Regions from separate parts of the Homo sapiens genome. Here region 1 is linked to region 2. Evidence: read pairs that join two places in POLR2A ChIA-PET (ENCODE). Cell type or tissue: Panc1. All regions are shown on one strand. Links, peaks and the distances in the headings refer to the core of each region. The heading gives the core; the rest is flanking DNA. Region 1 has its middle 58 kb from the start of LINC01541. Region 2 overlaps LINC01541 (long intergenic non-protein coding RNA 1541).

Evidence for each region. Peaks named below come from ENCODE experiments on the same cell type or tissue, not always from the same donor. Only the 100,000 strongest peaks of a DNase experiment are listed, where the experiment ranks them.
Region 1: POLR2A ChIA-PET joins it to region 2 with 8 read pairs; 2 of 35 experiments call an interaction of 5 or more read pairs at or near these places.

The regions. Positions count from the first base shown.
Region 1 is chr18:71,633,948-71,639,346 of GRCh38, reverse strand. No RefSeq gene overlaps it. Among named protein-coding and RNA genes, the nearest start is that of LINC01541, 58 kb to the right of the region's middle. In Panc1, for the core only: no CTCF peak of the experiment used is centred there; a DNase peak (open chromatin) is centred at 2,822.
Region 2 is chr18:71,522,585-71,527,983 of GRCh38, reverse strand. It overlaps LINC01541 (long intergenic non-protein coding RNA 1541), which reads left to right. Exons shown (of 5, transcript NR_038326.1): 4 at 4,728-5,399. All of the region lies in intron 1 of LOC107985179 (a long non-coding RNA gene), which reads right to left. Among named protein-coding and RNA genes, the nearest start is that of LINC01541, 54 kb to the left of the region's middle. In Panc1, for the core only: no CTCF peak of the experiment used is centred there; no DNase peak of the experiment used is centred there.

The DNA.
Region 1 (5,399 bases), core at 200-5,199, 110 kb before region 2:
AACTAACTTTTGTTTTGTGAAAGTCATGCAAAGCTGTTGCATGGCAATCACCTATTTGTTTAGTTGTCAACACTGCTGTGTTGTTTATCAGCGTTTTCTGATGCACTGATGAAAGTATTCCAGTTATGCAAAATGAACTCTGAATAAAATATTTGCATTTTTAATAGGCCCCTAATAATCAGTTTATGAATGAAGGGACTGAAAAAATCAGACAATTAATTATTAAAGTTTAGCAATCAAAAGAGAAATATGAGACCAGAATCCCAGATTTCAGATTATTCATAAAAGTGGTTATCAATTACTGGGAAATAGACTAGGGTGTCCAGAGTTCACGCAACTTTAGAGAACACAGACATGTTGGAGAAAAATGGAATAAGAGAATCTTGGGAAAAAATAGAAAACTGCAGTAGGAAGTCAAAGAGCCAAGTGCAAAACCAAAGAGTAGTATTTTGGAAATTAGTAGAGGTGAGCCAATTCATTCCAAGTGCCACAGGCAGGTTGGGCAAGATATTGAAAGGATGTCAGGTGTGACCATCACCCTAGCTATTTTAATGTGGTGGTGAAAGTAGTAACTACATAGCAGGAGACAAGTCATTTATGAGAAGTGAGGAATTAGGGAAAACCATACAAAATATTAATTGTAGAAACCATTTCAAAAGTGAAAGTGAAAACTTGGTAGTTAGAGCAGTTGAATTTCTAGTTAGAAAGATTAAAGAGCATGCCATGGAAAATACGGAGGTAATAGATAGTGGGGGCCTGTATTCCTAGCACTTTGGGAGGCCAAGGCAGGAGGATTCCTTGAGGTTGGGAGTTTGAGACCAGCCTGGGCAACACAGTGAAACCTCATCTCAAAAATAAATAAATAAATATATATTTTATATATATATATAAATATTATATATAATAAATATATATATTAGGAAAAAAGAAATATTTGAGGGAACAAAAATTGATGTTTGTATTTACAAAAAACTGAGATGATAGTACAGAGAGTTTCCATATACCTGAAAGCCAGTCGCCCCTATTATTATTGCTCTATATTAGTATCGTACATTTGTCAGAATTAAGGAACCAACCAATATTGATATGCTATTATAGAAAAAAGCCCATACTTTATTCAGATTATTTTTTAGTTTTTACTAGATATCTTTTGTTTTTGTTGTTGTTGTATTCTATCTAGTATACCACATTGCTTTTGGTCATTTTGTCTTAAGCTTATTTCATTCTTGACAATTTTCACACTGCCCTTGCCTTTGATGACCATGACAGTTCTCAGGAGTTACAGATGAGGTATTTTGCGGAATACCACTACAGTGAGATTTGTCTTATGTGTTTGTCATGATTAGACTAGGATTATGGGTTCGTGAAAAAAAGACCAATAAGGAATAGTGACATTTTAGTCTAATTATATCAAGAATACGTGCTATGAACATGGCTGTGGATGATTGCTGTTCACCTTGATCATCCCCCTGAGCGAATACTTGTCACATTTCTCCACTCTAACATTATTCATAGCCCTCTTTCCACAACTGCGCTCTTTGGAAAGAGTAAATAGACACCACTCACACTTGGAAAGAGGGGAGTTACACTCCAGCTTCTTGTGAGTGACATAGCTACACATATTATCTGGAATTCTGCATGAGGTATTTGTCTCTTGTTCCATATTTATTTATTTTTCAGTCATTTATATATCAGCAATAAGTCACTGATGTTTATATTAGTACTTTGAGTTACAATACGGTATTTTGTTGCTTAAATTTTTCCAGCTTAGTCTATTGGTGGGAGTAGGCTCCTGTGGTCTCTGGCGGGCTCCATAGTTTTTTTTTTTTTTTTTTTTGGTAAAAAAAAAATGCCACTTTTTTGCTTTCTGAGATGACACAGATCTCAGCTTGTTGTGTATATTGTCTTCTCCAGTCATAGAATCAGCCATTTCTCCAAGGAGCCCTAGTTCCTTTTATTGAAGATATTAATAGTATTAAAAACCAAGATTGAGGCTCTAGCTATGCTTATTGGTACTGGGTGCCATTGTTTGTGGACCCTCTCAGTTGACAGAGCAAGGAAATATATGTTTGTGTACCAACTGGTATACACATGCATCGACAAACATTCTCCGTGTAACCACATGTATCTGTACTATGCACAATACAAGCTCGTACTAATGTCTTCAATTTTTTTTTTTTTTTTTTTTTTTTTTTTTTTTTGAGACGGAGTGTCGCTGTCGCCCAGGCTGGGGTGCAGTGGCGCGATCTCGGCTCACTGCAGGCTCCGCCCCCCCTGGTTTCACGCCATTCTCCTGCCTCAGCCTCCCGTGTAGCTGGGATTACAGGCGCCCGCCACCTCGCCCGGCTAATTTTTTGTATTTTTAGTAGACACGGGGTTTCACCGTGTTAGCCAGGATGGTCTCGATCTCCTGACCTCATGATCCGCCCACCTCGGCCTCCCAAAGTGCTGGGATTACAGGCGTGAGCCACCGCGCCCGGCCTTCAATTTTAATTCATTACTGTACCAATCATTCTAGCTTCTTCCCTTCCTGGTCTTTAACGTCCCACTTGAAGAGGAGGAATCTAGGCTTCCACCATCTGTCATCTATTTACTTAATTATTCAATTCCAAGATGCACAAAGTGGTTGGGGGTTTAGTTTCCTGTACATCTGTAGGAATCCACTTTACTCACTAGAGCACAGCGCTTATGAGCATCCCCTTTTGCCTTTTGACACAGATCATGAACATTTGAGAATAAGTCTGTGTGTTGTATATATGTGTTTACCACTTTTGGGTAAATACCTAAAAGTGGAATTTCTGGTTCATATGACACATGCATATTTAGCTTTATCGAAAGTAGTCGGATATTTCCCAAAGTGTGTTAGGGTTTTGCATTTTCATCTACAATGTACGAATGTTCCAACTGAATCGCATCCTCACCAGCACCTGGTAGTACTGCTGGTCCTTTTGACTGCAGGCATTCTACCAGGTGTGTAGTGGCATTCCAGTGTGGTTTTAATACGGATTTCCATAATGACAAATCATGGTGATTGATAATCGTAATATGTGCATCATTGCTATTTGTAGATTTTATTTGGAAGAGCGACTATACAAATGTTTTCCGTTTTTTAATTCTCCAATTTTATTCATTTTTTCACCTATTCAAGAAAACTGGCAAATTCAAGATCACAAAGATGTTCTCACGTAGTTTCCTCTGGAAATTTTTTTGCTTTAGCTTTAGATCTATGACCAATTTTTTGTTAATTTTTGTGGATAGTGTGTGATGATGGTCAGGGTTCAATTTTTCTGAAAATGAACATCCAACTTTTCCAAGACATGTCTTGAGAAAACAACTGATTTCCCATTGAATTCGCTTTGGTCCCTTTGTTGAAAATCCACTGAACAGATATGTGTGGAGCTACTTTGGAATCTCCATTCTTGTATTTTGTTTGTAAGTTTATCCTTATACCAATTTCAAATAGTCTGCATTTCTTCAGGTTTAAAGTTAATTTTGAATTCAGCTAGGTTAAGACAGCCAATGTAAAACTCTCACCAAGTTATTTTGGCTTTTTTGGTCCTTTGATTCTCATAAGTGAATTTTTAAATTCACTTATCAATTTCTGTAAAAATATTTGCTGGAATATTTATTATGGTTGCACTAAATTTACAGACAAATGGAAAATTAATATTATATTAAATCTTTCACATCATGAAACAGGCACATTTCTATGTTTACTAGATCTTCCTTAATTCCTCTCAATAATGTTTTTGGTACTCAGCATAGGAGAATTATATAATTCAGCATACAGGAATTGTTTGCTGAATATATTACATATTATATAGTGATGATGTAAGACTTACATAAGAAACATAATTTTTGTAACCTGAATACTGAATACATGTATTGTACACAGAAATATCTTGAAACCTCCAAGTATTTTGAATTTGTCTCTCACAGTCTAGTTTTAAAAATAATTTTAACCTCACATATTTTGAGACTGTTATTAGATGCATACATATATACGATTGTATGACTTATTGGTGAATTTATATTTTTATCATTATGAAACATATCTTGTATCTCTGCACATGCTTCATATATGAATTCCATTTAACATAATTTTAATATGTCATTACAGTTTTTAAAAATTTGTTTTTATGATATATATGTTTTCCACTATTTTAAATTTAAACTATCTGAAAGTGATACATTTTTATATGTAAAATAGTTCCTTCTACAGAGCAGAGGGATGTTATATTGTTTTACAATCTGATAATTGCCACCTTTTATTTGGTATGTGTCAACAATTTAAATTTAATATAATTATAAAAACATTTGACTTAAAGATGTGTCTTTTTTGGTCTGACATTTGTCCCATATGATTCTATTTCTTTTCTCTTCTATTTATTTATGTCTGAATTTGGAAATTTTTTTATTATTCTGTTTTAATATCCACTGATCACTTAACTATGTATTTTACAATGTGCATGTCTAACACAGTCTGCATTCAAGTTATACCTCTTCATTTGTGCTTTTATTGTAGTATATTTTACTTCTATGTATGCGATAAACTTCCAAAACCATTACAATACTTTTTAATATAAATAGTTAAAATTATTTATTATAGTTAGATTGGGTAAAATTCTTTTTAAGTAATTAAAATTTAAGAATAAGTATTTATTTATCATTCAAATCACTTTTATTGCCTTATGTAATCCAAATTCCTAACTGTTATTATTTCTCCTTTATATGTAAAAACATATAGCTTAGTATTTCTTATAGTATGAATATGCTAGCAATGATTTATGTAATTTTTAAAATTTGATGAGTTTTTTAACTTTAAATTATGTTTTCTCTTGGAATAAATTTTAGATTGAACATTGTTTCTTTGTTGTTGTTTCCTTTCTTTTATACTTTAAAGATGACATTTTATCAACATTTGACCTTAATGAAAAAAATTGCACCTGAGTCTGCTGGATTCTTTGGATTGAGCAGTTCTTTGGAAAAAAATAAAGAAAACAGAGGAAATTCTTGTGCAATCAACAAAATCCAAGCTGTGGAAGACTCTACATGTCAAATACCTCAGGTTCTTTATAAAAGCAATTTTAAGAAAAAGATAAAAATGAAAGGGAACTTATTGGTTAAAAGAGACTTACAAGTTATTTTAAATTGAATAGGAATAAAAGTGGTACACAACTGAGTGATAAAATATATTTAAAATGTTAGGAAAGAATGCTATGATAGTCTGCATAATAGTTACTGATTAATTATGAATAGGTTACACAAAATGGATTCAAATACATAAGGACATTTTATATTACATGGCAGAGCTTTATTTCTTAACCTAGTGGTACAAATATTTCGTGTGTTCTCATTTTATTTTATAATGATAATAATAATGATGATAATGCTGATGA
Region 2 (5,399 bases), core at 74-5,073:
AATCCCATAACCCCAGGCTAACTGTGAGACCAAGTCAGCAAATTCTAATTGAGACACGTTCTACAAAACACCTGACCACTACTCCTGAAACAGTCAAGGTCTTCAGAAATAAAGAAGGTTTAAAAAAATTATTACAGTCAAGATACACGGCAACTAAATGTGATGTGGTATACCGTATGGGATACAGAAACTGAAAAAGGACATTAGGTAAAATCCAAGGAAACCTGAATCAAGTACGGATGTTAGTTAATAATGATATTCAATTGTGGTTCATTAAGTATGATAAATGTATTACAACAATGAAAGATACTAACCACAAGGATAACTTCCCAATCCATAATAAATGCCCAATAATTATGGTATATGAAAACTATCTTTACTATGTTCATAGCTTTTCTTTAAATCTCTACGTGGTGAATTTTTCCAGAAAGTTTTTCTTGTCTATTAGTTCATTTACTCCGCACAAGAATTCTATAGTGTAGACATTTTTCATTTACCTTTGGGTAGAAAACTAAACTTATAATTTTTTTGCATCTTGCTTAACATCACTCAAATATTGTATGGTAGAAATAGGAATTGAATTTATGATGGCAAATTCTTTTCTGCAGCAACCCAAACCATGAAATACCACTAGCACTGAGACACTTGATATTAGGCAATATCTTTGCATAATTAAATCAAGTTTCTAAGTGATATGTACAGCATTATACATTGTAATGAGCCTTAAACTATGTGTTGATGGGTATCTAAAGATGAAAATGCGGTCAAGTATTTGGGTTCTGGGAGCAAATTGCCTAGACTCAAATCCCACGGTAACATTTTGTAGCTGGATGACCTGGCCAAATTTGTCTGTGGCTTGTTTATTCTGTTCTATACAACAAGAACAATGCTATGGCAATATTTAAAAGGTTTGTTGAGAGAATTAAAATTAGTATATGTAAAGTGTTCACAACAATTCCAAGCCACAAAAAGTGTCCAAAAATTTTTATCTATTACTTCTAAAAATGTCTTAATTAAAACACCAAAGACAACCATCACATTAATTTGGGCACATTTAAGATTATCAACTGGGAATTGTTGTTAAAAGGCAATATAGATGTCATGACAAATAAATAAGGTGACTAAAAAACACAATTACAAAACGAAAGAGTCCGAAATGTAGTGTGGTGCTATAAGCCAGATTTTGCCTCATAAACAAACACAGCTTTTTGTATGTCATGGGGAGCAACAAAGAATCATTTGATTCATTGTTGAAGTCAACATCCTTATTGAAGTTTCAGAATGATTCTGTAGAGTAAGATTGTGATTGCAATCCTCATCCTCTCAAAATAATTTAATGTGCTTTGATATTGCCTTACATTAAAATTTATTATCTGTTATTTTCAATACATGAAATTTTAGAAAATTTTAAGACTCTCAGAGATAGTTTGCATATACTTAATTAAATTCTACTGGTATGTTCACAGTTTGTTACAGCTACTCAATGTGCAATTAAGTAGACATTTTGGGCAAAAAACTGTTATGCATTTCGTGGATTAACCTTTCACACCCTGTCCAACAAGAGGAGCCAAGCCTCCTGACTCCAACAGCGTTTGCAGACCTACCATGGAGTGCATATTCATGTTCTGGTGCTTTTATTTCTGTGAAATAGACTCCCAAAGTGGGATTTATGAAGCAAAGGTAATATGAATTTATAATTTGGTAACAGCGTGCCAGGGTACTTTAGAAAACATGATAGTTATTCTCACTTTCACTACAATATGCAAGCGACATCATTTTTTCTTTTTAATGATATTTTTCTATTTCCTCTGCTCCCAATCCACAACCCAAATATCAGCTAAAAATGATAATTTACTTCTATTTGAATCTGCACGCTATGGGTTACTGATAAGGTTAGTACGTTTTCTTAGTTTATGGACCATTAGAATTGTCTGATTTCTGATTGCCAATTAATATTCTGTACTTCCTTTTTCCTTATTTTATTAAATTTTCCTTCCTTCTTTTCTTTCTTCCTTCTTTCCATCTTTCCTTTTTTTCCTCCTTCTTTCTGCCTTATTCTTATCTGCATGATAAAGTTTCCATATATACTGTAAATTGTAAACCCTTTGTCTACCAATTTTTCTTTCAATATTTTCACAGTCTGAATTTAACATTCAATTTTAAACATGTATCTAAATATATATTTAACATTTATATCCATAAATTTATTCATATTGTTCTTACAAATTATGGGATAATTATGAATTATTCCTTTCATGCTTAAAAATATTCTCTGCAGTTGGAAGTGTTTTATTTTTATCATGTTATACCTAGAATTAACTTTGATAAATGCTCTGAAATTAGAATTTATTTACTCTTGGCAGCCAAATTTATCTGCAATATTTACTAGATGCAATATTATTTAATCACTTATAAATAATGACATCTTATATGAAATTATATAATAATCAGGTAAGTTTCTGTATTTTATCTTGTTTTTTCAGCGAAATTCAGTGACTTAAAATATAATTAATATCTACTAGATAAAAGCTTCCTTATTGTAATATATTTATACATTTATTTGGGTAAGACTATAATTCTGATAGTAAGTGTCTTAGGTTCTCTGCGCCTCCACGGGTATAAAAATCTCCCTCATAGGGATATTTTGAGGATTAAATGAAATAATACATAACAGTGTTTGAAACACTATCAAGCAAAAGGTAAATACCAATGAAATAATATGTAATTGAATATTTGGCTTACCTTCTTTATGTGTGATTATTGGTGAATTTCGTATTGATTTTTACCACTCCATGCTTAAACTCTTGTGTATTTAGGAAAGAAGACTACATTTTATTTCTATATTTAATCAAAATTTCTGCTTTTATTCATTTTATAATGTTTATTTTTTTCCAAAGTACATATTTTAAACCATATTTCACTTGAGTACTGATTTCATCACCTTGTAGAGTTTTTCCACATAATTTAGACACGTTTTCTTTATGTCCAAAAATATGGCTAACATTTTATTTTGCAATCCTCCCCGAAGTTTTAGTTAAATTCTAAACACTTTCTTGCAAGGTACAGTAGTTTTACTGTCAATGCAAAACACTACACGCATCTCTTCCAATAACAGCTAGCAGAAGAAACATACACACGCGCAATGCTTCCATTTCCAAATATCTCTATCAAGGGCTATTTGCGATTAGCAAAATGTTACATGTCACAGAGTAGATGGGGAACAGAGAGTGTTCTAAATCTTCCTCCTCTAATGCTTAGAGCACTGTTCTGTTTTATATATGAAGCTTTCCTTTACTGAATTTGAGACACAAAATGTAATGCTGCGTTGTTGGGAATACTACTCATATAGAGTGAGGAAAACTAATTAAACTAGTAGAACACTTAGCTATTAAGGGTTTGATATGTGTTCAGAGATACTGTGAAACACAGCTTATGGGAATATTGATACAATTTTATCTTCTTCCTTTTAGGTTAAGAGAGGCTGATTTTATAAGTTTTGTGTGTGTGTGTGTGTGTGTGTGTGTGTGTGTGTCAGTGTGTCTGTGTGTCATTGTGACTGTGGTTATTTTACAGAAGAGAGCATTTCACACATTCATTGTGTTAATTGCAGGGATATAAAAAGGTGACAGTGTTAAAGTCTGCAACAATTAAGTTGACTGGATAAGCTCCAAGTGAAGAGGAATAAGAATAAAATAGCAATTTTAAACAATTGAGAAAGTCACTGTAATTGTGAACTTGCCAATGAAAAGAAACACATGTCTCTGTGAATGGATTTAAAGAGCATGTTTTGTCTTCATCGCAATTAAAGTATATTAATTATATGTAACATCTGTGAATGTCTCAGGACTAAGGCGTTTCTCAGAAATGTTGCTCTAAAATGTCAGGTAATGGATAGAAAAAGCTGCGGAGCATTAGTTTGTGTCATTTCATTTTTAAAAAACTATATATCAAATAATTAAAGGATCCATGAGCCAAAAAAAGAAAAATCTCCTGGGAAGAACTGTCTCAAAATTACCCCCTTAATTATCAATATTTGGGAGATACAATGGAGAGACTTGGAGAAAAGTCTCATTCTAGATTTTTGCCTGGCAAGTCTCATACTCTTTGTGCAGAGGAGAATGTGAAGGAGCTTCTGTCGCAGCATGGAATTTGTCAGGGCAACTCTATTACTCTGGCCTAGATTTTTATTATCTTCATTCCTTGGTGGGCTCCAGATTGAACATAAATCATGAAAGGGGCTCAATGAGTTGGTGAGAGATCAGATTTTTTCAGCAGTATTTATTGCCATTCCAGTACTGTGGAAATTGTATGTGTGTAACAGCAGATTGAATAGTTCTGCAGGGGTTAGAAGACACTGGTAAGCGATATATAATAAATTTCATGGGCACTTCCTGCTATTGATCTGAGACTCAGCTTTGAGGCTCATTTAATTTCTTTCATAACATTTTTGCCTTAGTGAACTTGATAATTCTTTTCAGGAAAATGCAAAGTAAATAAAAATTATGTTGTCACAGAAATCATAACTTTCAGAATTTTAGATAGGTGAATGCTTCGGGATTTTATAGGTCATTTTTGGACTGTCAGTAAGGCATTTATGCCTCAATTCAAAGCATTTCAGAACTTTATTTTACTTAGAAATGTTGTTTATCTTTTGCCATTATCTGTTGTACTGTTTGGGTTCCTACTGAATATCACATATTGTAATTAATATGATGTATCTTTGACAGGGCCATCTTGTGATACATGCACTGTCACAGGAAAAGTTTCCAGGAAAAGTCAAGCCAGGGCTTCACAGAAGATCAAAAGAAAGAGACAAGGAGAAGCTAAGTGTATTAGTCAGGATTCTCTAAGGGACAGAACTAATAGAATATATATACACACACAAACACACACACACACACATATATATACATATAAATAAAAGGGAGTTTATTAAGGAGTATTAACTCACACAATCACAAGGTCCCACAACAGGCCGGGCCATCTGTAAGCTGAGGAACAAGGAAGCCAGTCTGAATCCCAAAGATGACAAACTTGGAGTTCAATGTTCAAGGGCAGGAAGCATCCAGCACAGGAGATAGATGTAGGCTGGGAGGCTAAGCCAGTCAAGACTTTTCACGTTTTTCTGCCTGTTTCATATCCTAGCTGCAATGGCAGCTGATTAGATGGTGCCCACCCAGATTAAGGGTGGGTCTGCCTTTCCCAGCACACTGACTCAAATGTTTATCTCCTTTGGCAACACCCTCACAGACACACTCAGGATTAATATTTTGCTTCCTTCCATCCAATCAAGTTGACACTCAGTATTAACCATCACACTAAGCTTGTTATTTTATAGAAATGCTTGAAAACCAGAGATAAATGCAGCTACAAATGAACGATGACTCTGCGTTTTCCTT